Regions from separate parts of the Homo sapiens genome. Here region 1 is linked to region 2. The links are chromatin loops, found by intact Hi-C in ENCODE. Cell type or tissue: Caco-2. All regions are shown on one strand. Each heading gives the region's core, and the rest is flanking DNA. Links, peaks and the distances in the headings are about the cores only. Region 1 overlaps ATP2A2 (ATPase sarcoplasmic/endoplasmic reticulum Ca2+ transporting 2). Region 2 has its middle 11 kb from the start of TCTN1.

Region 1 (9,578 bases), core at 2,852-7,851, 250 kb before region 2:
CAGAGCCTTTATTCTGTAGCCAGACGACACGAGGAGTCTGTGTCACTGAGCCAGTGCTTCTAGATGCTACCCTGTGTGGGCGGCACCTCAGGGACAGTAAATCAGAAATGCTGGTCTTGAAACCTTGAAAAGATCAAGCTGAATGTTCCTTTTCATCTGTCGCTGTTGATCTTCATCTATTTAAATAGGTATTCTAACGTTTCCTCTCTGTATTTCATGAAGCTGATTTCCTCTCTCTTTCCTTTTCAGCAATACTGGAGTAACCGCTTCCTAAACCATTTTGCAGAAATGTAAGGGTGTTCGGTTGCGTGCATGTGCGTTTTTAGCAACACATCTACCAACCCTGTGCATGACTGATGTTGGGGAAAAAGAAAAGTAAAAAACTTCCCAACTCACTTTGTGTTATGTGGAGGAAATGTGTATTACCAATGGGGTTGTTAGCTTTTAAATCAAAATACTGATTACAGATGTACAATTTAGCTTAATCAGAAAGCCTCTCCAGAGAAGTTTGGTTTCTTTGCTGCAAGAGGAATGAGGCTCTGTAACCTTATCTAAGAACTTGGAAGCCGTCAGCCAAGTCGCCACATTTCTCTGCAAAATGTCATAGCTTATATAAATGTACAGTATTCAATTGTAATGCATGCCTTCGGTTGTAAGTAGCCAGATCCCTCTCCAGTGACATTGGAACATGCTACTTTTTAATTGGCCCTGTACAGTTTGCTTATTTATAAATTCATTAAAAACACTACAGGTGTTGAATGGTTAAAATGTAGGCCTCCAGTTCATTTTCAGTTATTTTCTGAGTGTGCAGACAGCTATTTCGCACTGTATTAAATGTAACTTATTTAATGAAATCAGAAGCAGTAGACAGATGTTGGTGCAATACAAATATTGTGATGCATTTATCTTAATAAAATGCTAAATGTCAATTTATCACTGCGCATGTTTGACTTTAGACTGTAAATAGAGATCAGTTTGTTTCTTTCTGTGCTGGTAACAATGAGCGTCGCACAGACATGGTTTCAGGTAAATAAATCTATTCTATGATAAATTCTCAGTGTGGTGGTGACTGTTCTGTGGGAGGGGGACTGATGGGCACCAAGGGCCTCCACTCCGCACCCGGGCCTGCCCCTCTACAGGGAAGCAGGGGAGGCTCAGTCTGGGCAGGGTGGCCATGTGACTAGAGGGGACAGGAACCTCTTGGACTCGACTTCACAGTAGACAGGCTGACTGGCAGCAGGTCCGCCCATGTGAAGCCCACCCTGGCTCCCTACCCTTTAAGGATGGGGGAAGCTGAGTGTGTGTTACCAGTGGGGTCTTAAACACACAAGGCCTCACTCGTCAGTGTGGTGAAGAAAGCCAAGACTCCGCGCTCTCCATTGTTAGCAGCCTGGAAAGATCTGGAGACTAGCAATGGAGAGATGTTTCTTAGGCTGTTCAGATCCAAAACTTCCACATTCCCCGTTGTTGATAGGTATGGGATGGAGAGGTGAACAGAACTGAAGCAGCTGTTGGAATTCATTTGCTGGTTACTTTAGTGCTTATTTGGCAGTGATGGGTTTGGGATTGGGTTTTTGGTTTTGCACATTCCCTAAGATGATTCTTTATCACTTTAAAAAATACCAGGATACAAGGATAGCTGGATGATTCTATAAATCTAATTTTTAAAACTATCAGTTCTGGGTAGGCACGGTGGCTCACGCCTGCAATCCCAGCACTTTGGGAGGCCGAGGCAGGCAGATCACAAGGTAGGAGATCGAGACCATCCTGGCTAACACGATGAAACCCCGTCTCTACTAAAAAAAATTGCCGGGTGCGGTGGCTCACGCCTGTAATCCCAGCACTTTGGGAGGCCGAGGCGGGCGAATCATGAGGTCAGGAGATTGAGACCATCCTGGCTAACATGGTGAAACCCCGTCTCCACTAAAAATTCAAAAAATTAGCCGGGCGTGGTGGTGGGTGCCTATAGTCCCAGCTACTCAGGAGGCTGAGGCAGGAGAACGGCATGAACCCGGGAGGCGGAGCTTGCAGTGAGCCGAGATCGCACCATTGCACTCCAGCCTGGGTGACAGAGCAAGACTCCGTCTCAAAAAAAAAAAAAAAAAACAACAACGAAAATACAAAAAATTAGCTGGGCATGGTGGCAGTTGCCTGTAGTCCCAGCTACTCAGGAGGCTGAGGCAAGAGAATGAATGGCGTGAACGTGCCACTGCATTCCAGCCTGGGCGACACAGCGAGACTCTACTGATCAGTTCTGCTGATGGAGAAAAAAAATTTGATAAAATTTAACATCCATTTTCTAAAAATTATTCCTATGTACCATTTATTATTAGAAACCAAAAGTGTTAACGCTTTAGAGTTGCATTCCAAGTCCACTCTTGCCCACTACCAAACACTGTTCTAGAGGTGCTAGTCAGTACAATCGGGCACGAGAAGGAAAAAATGCCTTGGAATGAACAAAAAGCGATCAGGGGTCATACTGGGTCAATGTTCCTAGACAGGAACTATTTTGTTCCTAGTTAGAAATGTTTAATGATTCAGGGAAAATTGACAGCTGAATGGGAGTGACATATAATTCATACTGATATATGAGAATACCAATGGTGGCCTTAGGCCAATCCTAACAAACATCAGGCAGACAAAAACCAAGGAAGCACACCAAACCTCTTAAAGCTATGGTAATTCAGTGCATCACTTGAGAAGGGTGGTGTTTCAGCTTAGTAGGTAATAGTTGGATTATTATGTGGGGGGTCATCTTGAGAAAAATAAAGCTGTATCCCTTACACCCAATAAATTGCAAACGGATCAAAATACTTGGAAAATGCAACTATACCCCCAAAAGAAACATGGTTAAATGGTGTAAACGAGAGAAAACAAATAGCTCATGTGAAAAGATGCTCAACTCCACTGGCAAATTAAAATCACGAGGTAACGTCTCGAGAAGTGGGTCTTCTGATGCCAAGGATGGAGCAGCTTGCGAGGATGAACTCTAGGGAATGACCGAAATCACTCAGCCTAGAGGTGTTCTCAACACCCTTACCCCTGCCCCCGCCCCAAGCAGGTCCACTCCTAGAGAATCTCACACATGGGGAAGAGCCACAGCAGAGTTTTTGGAGAAAAATGAAACCACCAGCAGGAAAATGGGTGAGTACATTCAGGCATATTCAGATGATGCTCAGCTATGAAATAAGCTAGAACTACGTTATCAACCTAAATAAATCCTGAACAGTGAAGCCAAGTGCAGCAACATATCAATATGCACAATACCGCCTCATATCCTCTAAACGTGGCCCACGGGCCAGGCTGGCTGAGAGAAAGTGTGTACACCAGAGTGTACATCAACGTGGACTAGTACCAAACAGATTGGTAATGAGTTTGTGGACATCAGCCAGAGGCTGTGAAAGCCCGAATCGATAGTGGTTAATTCAGTGAGGGAGAGGGGCGGAGACGAGGAAAGGCAGATACTGCTTTACCTATCAGTAAGGAAAGTATAGACAGAGGTGTTCATTATGCCTGTTTGCGTGTCAGATTTTCATTTTTGGGGAGGGTGGGAAGTGACAGTGTCCCAGGCTGGGGTGCAACGGTGCCATCATGGCTTGCTGCAGCCTCAACCTCCTGGGTTCAAGCGATCCTCCTGCCTCAGCCTCTTGAGTAGCTAAGACTATAAGTGCACACTACCACACCTGGCAAATTTTATAATTTTTGGTAGAAATGGGATCTTGCTACTTGCCCAGGCTGGTCTTGAACTCCTGGCCTCTAGTGACCCTCTCATGTCAGCTCCCCTAGTCGCTGGGATTACAAGCATAAGCTACCACACACAGCTCTCAGATTTTTAAATATCTATATCCTTTGATCAAGAACTTCACTTTCCTGAAATCCTCCCATATGTTCAAAAAGTATAATCCCTACTGCACTCTTGTAGCAGAAGAGTGGAAATAAGCTGATGTTCATCAAGAGGCAAGAACTGAATAAGGTAGAGAGCATTCAAACCATGGAATACCGTGCAGCCTTTGAAAAAGACAAGGTACACGTGTGTACGAGCAAGGAATGATGTCTGATATACGTTGTCTGCCCAGGGAAATATTCAATTACAGAGCAGTTTGTATTATAATCTACCATTTTTTAGAAACAGAAGGAAGTTAACAGTTTCTAGTAATGACAGTTGCTGAGAATAACAAAATGCTGCATATAGATGGCAGATGGTGGAAGCCAGGTCTCTCTGTTGGAGTGGGAGGAAGCAGAGGAAGCAAGGGGAGAAGCTAAGATAAGCAAGGGGAGGAAGCTAGAATAATCCATGTGGTAATGAATTAGAGCCGGAGATATCAGGATGAAGTCATGTTTAGCTTCATATGTACGGATGGTTTCATATAGAAACACTGATAGTGGCGAGGCACAGTGACTCACGCCTATAATCTCAGCACTTTAGGAGGCTGAGGCAGGAGGATGAGGAGCCCAGCAGTTTGAGACCAGCCTGGGCAACACAGTGAGACCCCACATCTACAAAAAATTTTAAAAATTAGCCAGGCATGGTGGTGCCTGCCTGTAGTCCCAGCTACTCTGGAGGCTGAGGCAGGAGGATCACCTGAACCCAGCAGGACAAGATCACACCAGTGCACTCCACCCTGCACGACGCAGCGAGAGCCTGTTTCAAGAAAAGGAAAAAAGAAAAACTGCTGACTGTGATGTGTATATACACTGGTCACTACACACATGCATTTCCTTGTACTGTCAGCTCAGAAGGCAATGAACACACTTGGCTTCCAGTGTTAGGTTTCTAATGCCATTCTCCAGTAAAAAAGGGCTCCTTGGAGAAATGGCTGATTCTAGAGATGGGACAGAAAACGTACAGTACGTGCCTGAAGAATACCAAAGCACCAGAAAGGAAGGGCTCAAAAACAGCAATCAAAGATGTGGTTATGTGAAAGGAACACAGGAGCCAACTGAAAAAGCCACAACAGCCGAAGAATGTGAGCAACAAAATAAAGCAGTATTGGACTAGAATCCAAAGTATAAATATCCATAAGTCCACGCTGACATAAACAAATAAATAAATGGGGGTGACTACAAATCTTCCATGCAGAATTCCAAGTAATTTACATGGACACTGCCTCAGGAGGTGGAGACTCACCTCCTCTGTGGGCTGTGCAATGTTCCAAAGAGTACATACAGTAGGGATGGGAAAGTGCCCGTCACTGTGGAGACCTGACATGCTACCTCAGCCAGGGGGCGTCATCTTGAAAGCATGGGCCCTTGATCTGAAGTGATGAAAATGGCATTTTACCTTTGTGGTCTTCCTCTCAAAATACACAACCTCAGTCTAATCATCATCAGAAAACACCTGACCAATCCCCAAACGAAAAATCCCTGACTGGTATTCCTCAAAACTGTTGAGGTCATCAAACCAGGAAAGTGAGAAAAGTATAATCATCAGAATGTAAAAACGAATGGGGCCAGGTGCAGTGGCTCACGCCTGTAATCCCAGCACTTTGGGAGGCCAAGGTAGTTGGATCACTTGAGGTCAGGAGTTCAAGACCAGCCTGATCAACATGGTGAAACCCCATCTCTACTAAAAATACAAAAAAATTACCTGGGCATGATGGTGCATGCCTGTAATCCCAGCTACTCAGGAGGCTGAGGCAGGAGAATCGCTTAAACCTGGGAGGCGGAGGTTGCAGCAGTGAGCCGAGATCAAGCCACTGCATTCTCGGCTGGGCAACAGAGAGAGACTCTGTCTCCACAAAAAAAAAAAAAAAAAGGCCGGGCGCGGTGGCTCACGCCTGTAATCCCAGCACTGGGAGGCCAAGGCAGGTGGATCATGAGGTCAGGAGATTGAGATCATCCTGGCTAACATGGTGAAACCCCATCTCTACTAAAAATACAAAAAAAAAAAAAAGAAAGAAAGAAATTAGCCAGGCATGGTGGCGGGCGCCTGTAGTCCCAGCTACTCAGGAGGCTGAGGCAGGAGGATGGTGTGAACCCAGGAGGCGGAGCTTGCAGTGAGCCGAGATTGCACCACTGCACCCCAGCCTGGGCAACAGAGGGAGACTCCATCTCACCAAAAAAAAGAATAAAAAAAAGGTTGGCCAGCCTGGGCAATATAGTGAGACCTCAAATCGGCAAAAAATTTAAAAATTGGCCAGGCAAGGTGGCTCATGACTGTAATCCCAGCACTTTGGGAAGCTGAGGAGGGTGGATCGCGAGGTCAGCAGTTCAAGACCAGCCTGGCCAAGATGGGGAGACCCCGTGTTTACTAAAAATACAAAAAAAAAAAAAAATAGCCAGGTGAAGTGGCAGGCACCTGTAAACCCAGCTACTTGGGAGGCTGAGGCAGGAGAATCGTTTGAACCCGGGGGGCGTAGGTTGCAGTGAGCAGAGATTGCGCCATTGCACTCCAGCCTGGCTGGGCGATTGAGACTCCGTCTCAAAAAAATAAATAAATAAAAATTAAAAATTATCCTGGCATAGTAGCACATGCCTGTAGTCCCAGCTACTGAGGGGCCCAAGGCGTGAGGATCACGTGGGCACAGGAGTTTGAGGTTACAGTGAGCTGACTGCACCACTGGACTCTAGCCTGAACACAGCAAGACCCTGCCTGTCGCAAAAAAAAAAAACAAAAACAAAAACAAAACAACTTCATGGTTGGATGTGGCATCAAAATTGACACAGCAAAATAATGAATGAGGCTGGGCGCGGTGGCTCACGCCTGTAATCCCAGCACTTTCGGAGGCCAAGGCAGGCAGATCACCTGAGGTCGGGAGTTTGAGACCAGCCTGACCAACATGGAGAAATCCCGTCTCTACTGAAAATACAAAATTAGCCCAGCCTGGTGGCAGTAGCCTGTAATCCCAGCTACTTGGGAGACTGAGGCAGGAGAATCACTTGAACCCGGGAAGTAGAGGTTGCAGTGAAACGAGATCGTGCTATTGCACTCCAGCCTGAGCAACAAGAGCGAAACTCTGTCTCAAAAAATAATAATAATAATAATGAAATGGTCGATGAGAATAAATTAATTAGAATGCAGCAGAAGGTGAGGGTGGGGAGAAAAGGCTAGAAAACATGCAGGAAAGGTAAGATACCTAGAAGACAGACTGAGAAAAGCGACAAAGTCAAATATACATTTCACTACCTTCAAAAGAGGGCCAGGCACAGTGGCTCACGCCTGTAATCTCAGCACTTTGTGAGACTGAAGCTGGAGGATCACTTGAGCCCAGGAGTATGGAACAGTCTCGGCTACTTGGGAAGCTGAGGCAGGAAGATCACTTGAGGCCAGAAGGTGGAAGCTGCAGTGGCCATGAGTATACCACTGCACTCCAGCCTGGACCACAGGCACATGCTGTCACATCTGGCTAATTAAAAAAAAATTTTTTTTACTGGGTGTGGTGGCGCATGCCTGTGCAGCTACTCGGGAGGCTGAGATGGGAGGATCACTTAAGTCCAGGATACAGGATAACTAAAAAGAAATCCAGGCTAGGTATGGTGGTTCACACACGTAATCTCAGCACTTTGGGAGGCCCAAGGTGGGAGGGCTGCTTGAGCCCAGTACTTTGAAACCAACCTGGGAAACAGCAAAAAACCATCTCTACCGAAAAAAACAAAAACAAAAATTAGGTGGGCATGGTAGTACATTCCTATATTCCGCATTCCCAGCTACTTTGGAGGCTGAGGCGGGAGGATGTCTTGAGTCTGGGAGGCGGAGGTTGCAGTGAGCTGAGATTGCACCACCGCACTTCCCAGCCTGAAGGACAGAGCCAGATCCTATCTCAAAAAAAAAAAAAAAAAAAAAAAAAAAAAAAGAGAGAGAGAAGTCAATCATTCCAGCCCTAGTAATAAACTGCAGAAAACCAAAGAAAATCTTAAGAGCAGTGGGGGACGGGGCAGAGGTAAATATCATCTTCAAAGGAGACTGACATTACAACAGTAACAATGAAAGCCAGAAACCAACGGGATGGCAGCTTCATGTGCTGAAGGCGATTAATGGCAACCTGGAGAGAGTATGTAGTATTTAAGCATATAGTATTCAGGGTGAAATAAAGATATTTTTAGGCAAAAACAGGGTTCAGGCCGGGCACAGTGGCTCATGCCTGTAATCCCAGCACTTTCAGAGGCCAAGGTGGGAGGACCATTTGAGGTCAAGAGTTTGAGACCAGCCTGGCCCAACATGGTGAAACCCCATCTCTACTAAAAATACAAAAACTAGCTGGGCGGTAGTGGTGCACATCTGTAATCCCAGCTACTCAGGAGTCTGAGGCAGGAGAATCACTTGAGCCTGGAAGATGGAGGTTGTAGTGAGCCGAGATCATACCACTCCAGCCTGAGCAACACAGTGAGACCCTGTCTCAAAAAAAAAAAAAAAAAAAGAAAGAAAAGAAAGAAACAGTTCTTCATCAGCAGACCCACACTAAGGGAAACTCCAGATGGGGTGGGTGTAAACAGAATTTAAATGATCTGAGAGCTTTTGTCATCCAAGAGGACAGACAGTAAAGACATCAGTTAACTTTAGGTGTGGATATGTTAAATAAATACATTGCAATTCCTAGGATAACCACTAAAGGAACAGAAACACAGGCCAGACTAGCATGCTGCCTGAAGGAAAAAAAGGAACCTAAAATTACAGAATAGCAAGGATAAGATGATAGATTCCAACCCCAAATATAATCAATAACAACGTTTTAAGAATATACTAAATATGTTATTCCTGTTCCTCTATTACAAGAGAATGATTTTAGCATGGCTGAGACATTCCTATTTTGGAAAGCAATCTGTACATTTTTTTTTTTTTTTTTTTGAGACAGAGTCTCGCACTGTTGCCCAGGCTGGAGTGCAGTGGCATGATCTTAGCTCACTGCAAGCTCCGCCTTCCAGGTTCACGCTATTCTCCTGCCTCAGCCTCCCAAGTAGTTGGGACTACAGGCACCTGCCACCACGCCCAGCTAATTTTTTTTTTCTGTATTTTTAGTAGAGCCAGGTTTCACTGTGTTAGACAGGATGGTCTCGATCTCCTGACCTCGTGATCCATCCGCCTCAGCCTCCCAAAGTGCTGGGATTACAAGCATGAGCCACCGTGCCCAGCCTAGCAATCTGTACTTCTGACAGGACTCCCTGCAGGGGGAGGAGAGAAAAACATGTCCAGTAGTCAGCCAGTGAGTGTTGGTAAAGTTTAAATTGGATGTTTTTCCATCAAAATAAGTAGAGGCTGGGTGCAGTAGCTCACACCTGTAATCCCGGTAATTTGGGAGGCCAAGGCAGAAGGATCACTTGAGCCCAGGAGTTCGAGACCAGCCTGAGTAACATAGTGAGAACCTTGTTGCTACAAAAAATTAGCCAAGGCCGGACACAGTAGCTCATGCCTATAATCCCAGCACTTTGGGAGGCTGAGGTGGGCAGATCATGAGGTCAGGAGTTCGAGACAAGCCTGATCAACATGGTGAAACCCCATCTCTACTAAAAATACAAAAATTAGCCAGGTGTGGTGCACATAAGTAGCAATCATAAAAATGTATTTTGTAAGTTTGGAAATTACTGGGCGACAGAGTGAGACTCCATCTAAAAAAAAAAAAAATTAGCCGAGTGTGGTGACG
Region 2 (9,578 bases), core at 1,579-6,578:
ATGGTGGTACATGCCTATAATCCCAGCTATTAGGGAGGCTGAGGCAGGAGAATTGCTTGAACTCAGGAGGCAGAGGTTGCAGTGAGCTGAGATCATGCCAGTGCACACCAGCCAGGGTGACAGAGCAAAAAAAAAAAAAAAAAAGAAAAAAAGAAAAAAAATTTAAATCTTAACACAGGCTACAACAGGGATATACTTCTTAAAGGACATTATGCTAAGTGAAATAAGCCAGTCACAGGCAGACAAATACTTTATGGTTCCACTTAAATGGAATTTGATACCTAGGGTAGTCAAATTCATAAAGACAGAAAGCAGAATGGTGGTTGCTAGGGGTTGGGGGGGCGGAGGAATGGGGAATTATTGTTTGATGGGTACAGAGTTTCAGTTTGGCAAGATGAAAAAGAATTCTGGAGATGGGCTGTGTTGATGGCTGCACAACAGTGTGAATTGTACTTACTACCACTGAACTGTACACCTAAAGATGGTTTCTGAAATTTTCTGTTATATATATTTTACCACAATTAAATCTTTTTTTTTTTCTTTTGTAGATGGAGTCTCGCTCTGTCACCAGGCTGGAGTGCAGTGGCACAATCTCGGATCACTGCAACCTCCGCCTCCCTAGTTCAAGCGATTCTCCTGCCTCAGCCTTCCAAGTAGCTGGAATTACAGGTGCACGCCGCCATGCCCAGCTAATTTTTTATTGTATTTTAGTAGAGACGGGGTTTCACCATGTTGCCCAAGCTGGTCTTGAACTCCTGAGCTCAGGCAATCTACCCACCTCGGCTTCTCAAAGTGCTAAGATTACAGGTGTGAGCCACCGTGCCCAGCCAAAGTTTTTCTTTAAAGTGTGAGTTGTTAGAGGATTAGGCAAAGGGTCGGTGTGGCCAAAGTGTGTAGGGAATGATGGGGAGGTAGAAAATGAAATTAAGAAGGTGGGGAGAGGGCCAGATGCGGTGGCTTACGCCTGTAATCCCATCACTTTGGGAGGTGGAGGCAGGCGGATCACCTAAGGTCAAGAGTTTGAGACCAGCTTAGCCAACATGGTGAAGCCCTGTCTCTACTAAAAATATAAAAATTAGCTGGGCGTGGTGGCAGGCGCCTGTACTCCCAGCTACTTGGGGGACTGACGCACGAGAATCGCTTGAACCCAGGAGGTGGAGGTTGCAGCGAGCTGAGATCGCGCCATTACACTGCAGCCTGGGCGACAAGAGCGAAACTCTGTCTCAAAAAATAAAAATAAAAATAAAGCATGACTCATTCAAATATAGAATGGAGGGCTCGGCATGGTGGCTCATGCCTGTAATCCCAGCACTTTGGAAGGCTGAGGCAGGCAGATAATTTGAGCCCCAGAGTTCGAGACCAGCCTGGGCAATAAGGTGAAACCCTGTCTCTACAAAAAATACAAAAATTAGCAGGGCATGGTGGTGTGCGCCTATAGTCTCAGCTACTTGAGAGGCTGAGGTGGGCAGATGGCATGAGCCCGGAGGTGGAGGTTGCAGTCAGCCAAGATTGCACCATTGTACTCCAGCCTGGGTGACAGAATGAGACCCCATCTCACACAAAACAAAAAACAAAACAAACAAATATAGAATTGACACGTCAGAAAAGTATTCTACTTGTCTAAGAGGAAACAGTCGGATGGTGAAGTTGGTTCAGAGAATGTTTTGAAGAAGTAGGTACTTGAGGAAGTGGGAATTTTAGATACAAAACTGGTTAATCTTCTGCAGGGTAATAAGAACTATAAGCTATGGGATTCTCTTTTGTACTGGAGAGAAATAATTCAAAACTCTACTGGACAAGGCCAGGAACAGTGGCTCATGCCTGTAATCCCAGCATTTTGGGAGGCCGAGGCAGGCAGATCACTTGAAGTCAGGAGCCTGAGACGGTAAAACCCCATCTCTACTAAAAAAAAAAAAAAAAAAAAATTAGCTGGTGGAGCATGCCTGTAGTCCCAGCTACTCGGGAGGCTGAGGCAGAAGAATTGCTTGAACCCAGGAGGTGGAGGTTGCAGTGAGCTGAGATCATGCCACTGCACTCCAGCCTAGGCAACAGAGTGAGACTCCATCTCAAAAACAAAAACAAACAAAAAACAACCAAAAACTGTACTGGACAAAAATCTGGGCCTTTAATCAATCAATACCTATGCAAACAAAGGAACAGTCCCTGGCCTATATAAGTAGTTGGTGGGCTACATCTGGCCTGGCTGCTTGTGTTTGTAATAAGATTTTAATTTTATTATTTTTAAAAATAAGAGATGGGGTCACACTATGTTGGTCTTGAACTCTTGGCCTCAAGCAATCCTCCCGCCTCGGCCGCCCAAAGTGCTGGGATTACAGGTGTGAGCCACCATGCCCGGCCTAAAATACAGTTTTATTGGAACACAGCCATACCCAATTATTTCTGTATCTCCCCAGGATGCTTTTGCTGTACAGAAATGGTGGACCATGATGACCGATAGAGTTGAGTAGTTGACAGATAGGAACCAGCCACAAAGCCTAAAATATTTACTACCTGGACCTTTACAGAAAGAGTTTGCTGATCCCTGCTAGAGAATTAAGTAATCTTTGGGTGAGCTTGTGAAACAAAGTCCTTGATGACATTGAAAGAACTACACTGCCCTCTCTTGGTCTTATTTCCAAAATTTGGATAATTTTTCTTAAAAAGGAGATGTTTGGTTTAAAAATTGGTGGGGCATTTTGAATTGTTATCCGTGGTCTGTATTTCCTAAATCTTCCCGTTCACTCACCCCATAACCCTGCCACCCTCTTTCTACATTGGCGACAATGCCTCTTAGTATCTGTCAAACTTGCATAACGAGATTTAGAAAATATGATTAAGTACAGAGTTTATTCAAGTGCAAGGTTTGAGGATGATCACCTGCGAAACACATACTCCAAAGGAATGGGATCAGTGTTGGAAAGAGAGGAAGCTAAGGTTTCACTTATATAGATAGAAACAGTTGCAGCTGAGTTGCAACATTTTCCATCCAAGGCCCATATGTATGTTACAGTCATTTGATTAAAACAGCTTGCTACATTTCAAGGAAGATGCTTTAACATTCTATGAAGAGGAGTAATGTCCTGAGAGGGTCTTATCTCTGGTGCTAGTGGGTCATTTCTTTCTTTTTTTTTTTCTTGAGATGGAGTTTCCCTCTGTCATCCAGGCTGGAGTGCAGTGGCGTGATCTTGGCTCACTGCAACCTCCGCCTCCTGGGTGCAAGTGATTCTCCTGCCTCAGCCTCCTGAGTAGCTGGGATTACAGGCCTGTGCCACCATGCCTGGCTATTTTTTTTTTTTGGTAGAGACAGGGTTTCCCCATGTTGGTCAGGCTGGTCTTGAACTCCTGACCTTGTGATCTGTCTGCCTCGGCCTCCCAAAATGCTGGGATTACAGGCGTGAGCCACTGTGTATTGCCCAGGCTTGAGTGCAGTGGTGCAATCTCAGCTCACTGCAACCTCTGCCTCCTGAGTTCAAGCAATTCTTCTGCCTCAGCCTCCCAAGTAGCTGGGATTACAGGTGCCCACCACCACGCCCAATTTTTATATTTTTAGTAGAAACGGGGTTTCGCCATATTGGCCAGGCTGGTCCCCAGCTCCTGATCTCAAGTGATTTGCCTGTCTTGGCCTCCCAAAGTGCTGGGATTACAGGCGTGAGCCACCGCACCCGGCCTACTGGGTCATTTCTAATCATTTACAGGACAAGCAGAAGTTGCAACTGCATACTACATGGCCACATTCCTCTCAAGGCTCAGAAGAAAGTTCCAGCAGCTTTAAGTTTGAATTATTTAATTTAAAATATCCCAGCTCTTGGCTGGGCACGGTGGCTCACACCTGTAATCCCAGCACTTTGGGAGGCCGAGGCAGGTGGATCACCTGAGCTCAGGAGTTCGAGACCAGCCTGCCAACATGGCAAAACCCTGTCTCTAATAAAAATGCAAAAATTAGCCAGGCATGGTGGTGGGCGCCTGTAGTCCCAGCTACTCGGGAGGTTGAGACATGAGAATCATTTAAACTTGGGAGGCAGAGGTTGCAGTGAGCCTATATTGGGCCACTGCACTGCAGCCAGGGCAACAGAGTGAGACTCCATCTCAAAATAAATAAATAAATAATAAAATAAAATATCCCAGCTCTTTCCTCTGAGGGTGGAACTTATGAAAGGCTCTTTTTAAGTGCAGGTAGGCCTGGAAAGCAATTGGTGGTGAGTAATGTCCTTTGCAACATCGTTTTTGCTCGAGAAGGCATTCTGTTTCTGACTCCTGTTAAGGCTTCTGTAACTGAAGGCCCATTCTCATGGAAGCTTTCCTTGGGAGGGCCCCTCAGCTCCTTAGAATGAAGCTCTAGAACTGTTGGAAGTTCTGAGAGGGCAATGCTGGTGCCTGCTTGACCACTGCTGTTTCTGGGTCCGGGCACATAGTAGGTGCTCAGTAAATATTTGTTGAGTGAACTAGAGCCAATGAAAGAATAGCATTTTGTCCTCTGCTCCGGGTCAACCCTGTGAGAGGAACCAAGTTTTGGTGACAAAGGCTGCCATCTGCAGGGAATAGGTGAAATGGCATTATTCAGAATTGCTAAATCCTGAGGACCATACAATCGATTTTGAGGCAAGATTAACATATATTTTCTCCTTTCGCTTTCTGGAGAATTAACATCATCTTGTCTTTTCCAATTAAGGAAACCTGAATCCTGCACCCTTTCTCAAATAACATTTTTAAGCTTTTATTTATTTATTTATTTTTTAAGACGGAGTCTTGCTCTGTCACCCAGGCTGGAGTGAAGTGGCGTGATCTCGGCTCACTGCAACCTCCGCCTCCCGGGTTCAAGCAATTCTCTTGCCTCAGCCTCCTGAGTAGCTGGGACTACAGGTGTGTACCACCACGCCCGGCTAATTTATTGTATTTTTAGTAGAGACAGGGTTTCACCGTGTTAGCCAGGATAGTCTCGATCTCCTGACTTCATGATCCGCCTGCCTCGGCCTCCCAAAGTGCTGGGATTACAGGCGTGAGCCACCAAGCCTGGACAGCTTTTGTTGTCTTTTAAATGGAGACAGGGTTTTGCTCTGTCACCCAGGCTGAAGTGCAGTAGCATGATCATAGCTCACTGCAGCTTCCAACTCCAGGGCTCAAGCGATCCTCCCATTTCAGCCTCCCGAGTAGCTAGGACTGGTGTGTGGCAACACATCTGGCTAATTTGTTTTTGTTTTTTTGTGGAGAAAGAGTCTTGCTATATTGTCCAGGCTGCATTTTAAAGCTTTTTGAGGGCTTAGTTAGCCATGCTGCATACTGTATACACCATGCTGTATGCACAAAACTGGTACCTAAGTACCACTATTTCCCTGTTTTATAGACGAAGAATCTGAACACAGAAAGCATGCCCAAAGTTATAGTGCTAGCAAGTGGCAGAACTAGGGATTTGAACCCAAACACTGTGGCTTCAGAAAGTGTGCTCGTTTTCTCTTTTCTTTTCTTTCCTTCCTTCTTTCTTTTTTTTTTTTTTTTTAAGACAGAGTCTCACTCTGTCACCCAGGCTGGAGTGCAGAGGCAATCTCAGCTCACTGCAACCTCTGCCTCCCGGGTTCAAGGGATTCTCGTGCCTCAGCCTCCCAAGTAGCTGTGACTACAGGCGCCCGCCACCAGGCCCCAGTAATTTTTGTATTTTTTAAACATTTTTCAGTAGAGAAAGGGTTTCACCATGTTGGCCAGGCTGGTCCGGAACTCCTGACCTCAAGTGATCTGCTCGCCTTAGCGTCCCAAAATGCTGGGATTACAGGCGTGAGTCACTACGCCCGGCCCAGTAGACCTTTTTTTTTTTTTTTTTTTTTGAGACAGAATCACACTTTGTGGCCCAAGCTGGAGTGCAGTGGTGCGATTTCGGCTCACTGCAACCTCCACCTCCTAGGTTCAGGCAATTCTCCTGTCTTAGCCTCCCAAGTAGCTGGGATTACAGGTGCACACCACCACGCCCAGCTAATTTTTTTGCATTTTTAGTAGTGACGGGGTTTCACCATGTTTGCCAGGCTGGTTTTGAATTCCTGACCTCAAGCCATCCGCCCGTCTTGGCCTCCCAAAGTTCCAGGATTACAGGTGTGAGCTACCGTGCCTGGCCTAGATCTTCTTTTTAAAAGCAGTTTTAGGTTCACAGCAAAATTGAGCAGAAGGTACAGAGATATATCCCCTGGATCACACAGGCCTAGCCTCCCCCATTATAGAATCTGTGCTTCTAATCATTTCACTATATTATCTCTCCATGCCTGATAGGAAAATATTTACATAAAACATATAGAAACATGGCAGATTGAGCCCATGCAGTTATCTCTGCTCTCTCCTGAAACACTCCTAAAATACTAGCAAAGGAATCAAAGAGGTATAAACCCACAAAGAGTGGGAGAAGACTGCTCATGAGAGATCTCAAATCCTTTTTAGAAGATAGAATGTAGATGAGTGGTTTACTTGGGAGGAGAAACCCTAGTTCTTGCAGGAGTTGCCAATGAGTAGCAAGGCACTTAGAGCTGATAAACCCCAGAAAGGCTCAGGAATTGGTTGAAGGCCCCTGTGCTGAGAGGTGGGACTGAAAACCAATAATTGATTGAATATAAATACCATCTGGGGGAAGCGTTAGACCCCTGATTCTCCTCCTTGTCACTCCCTAACCCCAATCTCTGCAGAAGATGAGATGCTTATTCCCTGGAGAACTTGAACCAGAGAAGTTCTGGGTCCAGGGATAGCAATCAGAGAAAACACTTGGAGGCGAGGCAACATCCTAAAAACAGAGGGATTAAATGAAAGTGTGCAGGCTGGGCACGGTGGTTCACGCCTGTAATCCCAGCACTTTGGGAGGCCGAGGTGGGTGGATCACCTGAGGTCGGCAGTTCAAGACCAGCCTGACCAATGTGGAGAAACCCCGCCTCTACTAAAAATACAAAAATTAGCTGGATGTGGTGGCAGGCGCCTGCAGTCCCAGTTACTCGGGAGGATGAGGCAGGAGAATCTCTTGAACCTGGGAGGTGGAGGTCACAGTGAGCTGAGATCATGCCACTACACTCCAGCCTGGGCAACAGAGTGAGACTCTGTCTCAAAAAGAAAGTGTGCAGCTAAAAACATTCTTAACATATTTTAAATAATCCTATGGTTGTGTGGTAGTATTGGTATCATTATTCTGTATTATTAGTATTGTTATTGGTATTGTTATTCTCTTTTTTTTGGGTGGAGGGATGGAGTCTTAATTGGAAGCATCAGTATGATGGATTTTATCTTGAAGAATACGTATTTCTGACCAGGGGCAGTGGCTCACGCCTGTAATCCCAGCACTTTGGGAGGCTGAGGTGGGTGGATCACTTGAGGTCAGGAGTTTGAGGCCAGCCTGGCCAACATTGTGAAACCCTGTCTCTACTGAAAATACAAAAATTAGCTGGGCGCTGTGGCATGTGCCTGTAATCCCAGCTACTTGGGAGGCGGAGGCAGGAGAATCGCTTGACCCTGGGAGGTGGAGGTTACAGTGAGCAGTGAGCCGAGATGGTGCCACTGCACTCCAGCCTGGGCAACAGAGAAAGACTCCATCTCAAAAAAAAAAAAAGAAAACAAACAAACAAAAAACGGCTGGGCGTGGTGGCTTACGCCTGTAATCCCAGCACTTTGGGAGGCCAAGGCGGGTGGATCACCTGAGGTCAGGAGTTTGAGACCAGCCTGACCAACATGGTGAAACCCCGTCTCTACTAAAAATAAAAAATTAGCCGGGAGAGGTGGTGTGTACCTGTGATCCCAGCTACTCAGGAGGCTGAGGCAGGGGAATCGCTTGAACCCGGGAGGCGGGGGTTGCAGTGAGCCAAGATCACGCCTTTGCACTCCAGACTGGGCAACAAGGGTGAAACTCTGTCTCAAGAAAAAAAAAAAAAAAAAAAAGAGGAAGAAGAAGAAGAATTCACTAACAGGCTGCCAGTAGCCAGTAAAAAGTAAGTGAAAGAGGAACTATCTGCAGGTCCCGAGGAAAGAATGAAAACATATTTACAACACAGAAACAGAAATAGCGGTGGAGGAGGAGAGAGCAGGGTCGCTCAGTGGGACCAGGAAGCCAGCTTACTTTCATTTTTTGAAGCTCCTTATATACAGAAAAAACAAATTTATTTTTTCATTTCACATTTGACAAATACTTTCAGCACCCCAAGATTAAAATGTAATGTAGATGTGCTGTCACCAGGTGATTGGATTTCTTTCTTTCTTTTTTTTTTTTTTTTGAGACGGAGTCTCACTCTGTCATTAGGCTGGAGTGAAGTGGTGCGATCTCAGCTCACTGCAACCTCCGTCTCCCAAGTTCAAGTGATTCTCCTTGCCTCAGCCTCCCAAGTAGCTAGGATTACAGGTGCCCACCACCACGCCTGGCTAATTTTTTTGTATTTTTAGTAGAGACGGGTTTTCACTATGTTGGCCAGGCTGGTCTCAAACTCCTGACCTCCTGATCCACCTGCCTCGGCCTCCGAAAGTGCTGGGATTACAGGCGTGAGCTGCCGCGTTGGGCCGTGATTGGATTTCTTAAAAGCCAGTTAATGAAACTGCAAGCAGAAGCCACCATACACCTATCAGAATAACTAAAAACAAAAATGAAAACAAAGGTGGCCATCCTAAGTGCCCGTGAGCATGGGAAACTGGGACTCTCATACCTTGTTATTGGGAAGGCAAATGGGCCAGTCACTTTGGAAAAAACTGGGCAGTTTCTTATATATTTAAACACATACTGACCATAAAACCCAGAAATCTCACTCCTAGGTATGTATATAAGAGAAATGAAACATATGTTTTATTTTTAACCACCAAAACCTAGAAAAACCCAAATTCCTTCAACTGATGAATGGATGGATAAATTGCAAAGGAGCCATTTTTGTAATACTTGCCACCAATAAAAAGAATGGACTGGGGCCGGACGTGGTGGCTCATGCCTGTAATCCCAGCACTTTGGGAGTCCAAGGCAGGTGGATCACCTGAGGTTGGGAGTTCAAGACCAGCCTGACCAACATGGAGAAACCTCGTCTCTACTAAAAATACAAAATTAGCTGGGCATGGTGGCACATGCCTGTAATCCCAGCTATTCGGGAGGCTGAGGCAGGAAAATCATTTGAACCCAGGAGGTGGAGGTTGCGCTGAGCCAAGATCATGCCATTGCACTTCAGCCTGGGCAACAAGAGCGAAACTCCATCTCAAAAAAAAAAAAAAAAAAAAAAGAATGGACTGGGCCAAGCACGGTGGCTCATGCCTCTAATCCCAGCACTTTGGGAGGCTGAGGCAGGAGGATCATTTGAGGCAGGAGTTTGAGATCAACCTGGGCAACATAGTGAAACCCCGTCTCTACAAAAAATTGTAAAAAATAAAAAAATAATGAACTGAAAGAAATTTTTGCATATATGGCTAGAGGAGTTTCAACAAGCATGCCAAGACTACACAATGGAGAAAGAAGAGTCCCTTCAACAAATGGTGCTGGGAAAACTGGAAATCACGTGCAGAAGAATGAAGCTGGATCCTTACTTTATACCAGATAACAGAAATAAACTCAAAATGGATTAAAGAACTCAAAATGTTAAGACCTCAAAACTCCT

Evidence for each region. Hi-C counts contacts between places; a loop is a spot of excess contacts. Peaks named below come from ENCODE experiments on the same cell type or tissue, not always from the same donor. Only the 100,000 strongest peaks of a DNase experiment are listed, where the experiment ranks them.
Region 1: a loop joins it to region 2, with 27 times the contacts of the local background. A loop is called at or near these places in 6 of 110 quality-filtered maps.

Annotation. Positions count from the first base shown.
Region 1 is chr12:110,350,043-110,359,620 of GRCh38, forward strand. It overlaps ATP2A2 (ATPase sarcoplasmic/endoplasmic reticulum Ca2+ transporting 2), which reads left to right. Exons shown (of 20, transcript NM_170665.4): 20 at 1-1,051. Among named protein-coding and RNA genes, the nearest start is that of ANAPC7, 49 kb to the right of the region's middle. RefSeq lists a silencer at 1,331-1,531. In Caco-2, for the core only: no CTCF peak of the experiment used is centred there; a DNase peak (open chromatin) is centred at 5,189.
Region 2 is chr12:110,597,864-110,607,441 of GRCh38, forward strand. No RefSeq gene overlaps it. Among named protein-coding and RNA genes, the nearest start is that of TCTN1, 11 kb to the right of the region's middle. In Caco-2, for the core only: CTCF peaks have their summits at 2,583 (motif pointing left) and 4,508 (motif pointing left); a DNase peak (open chromatin) is centred at 4,488.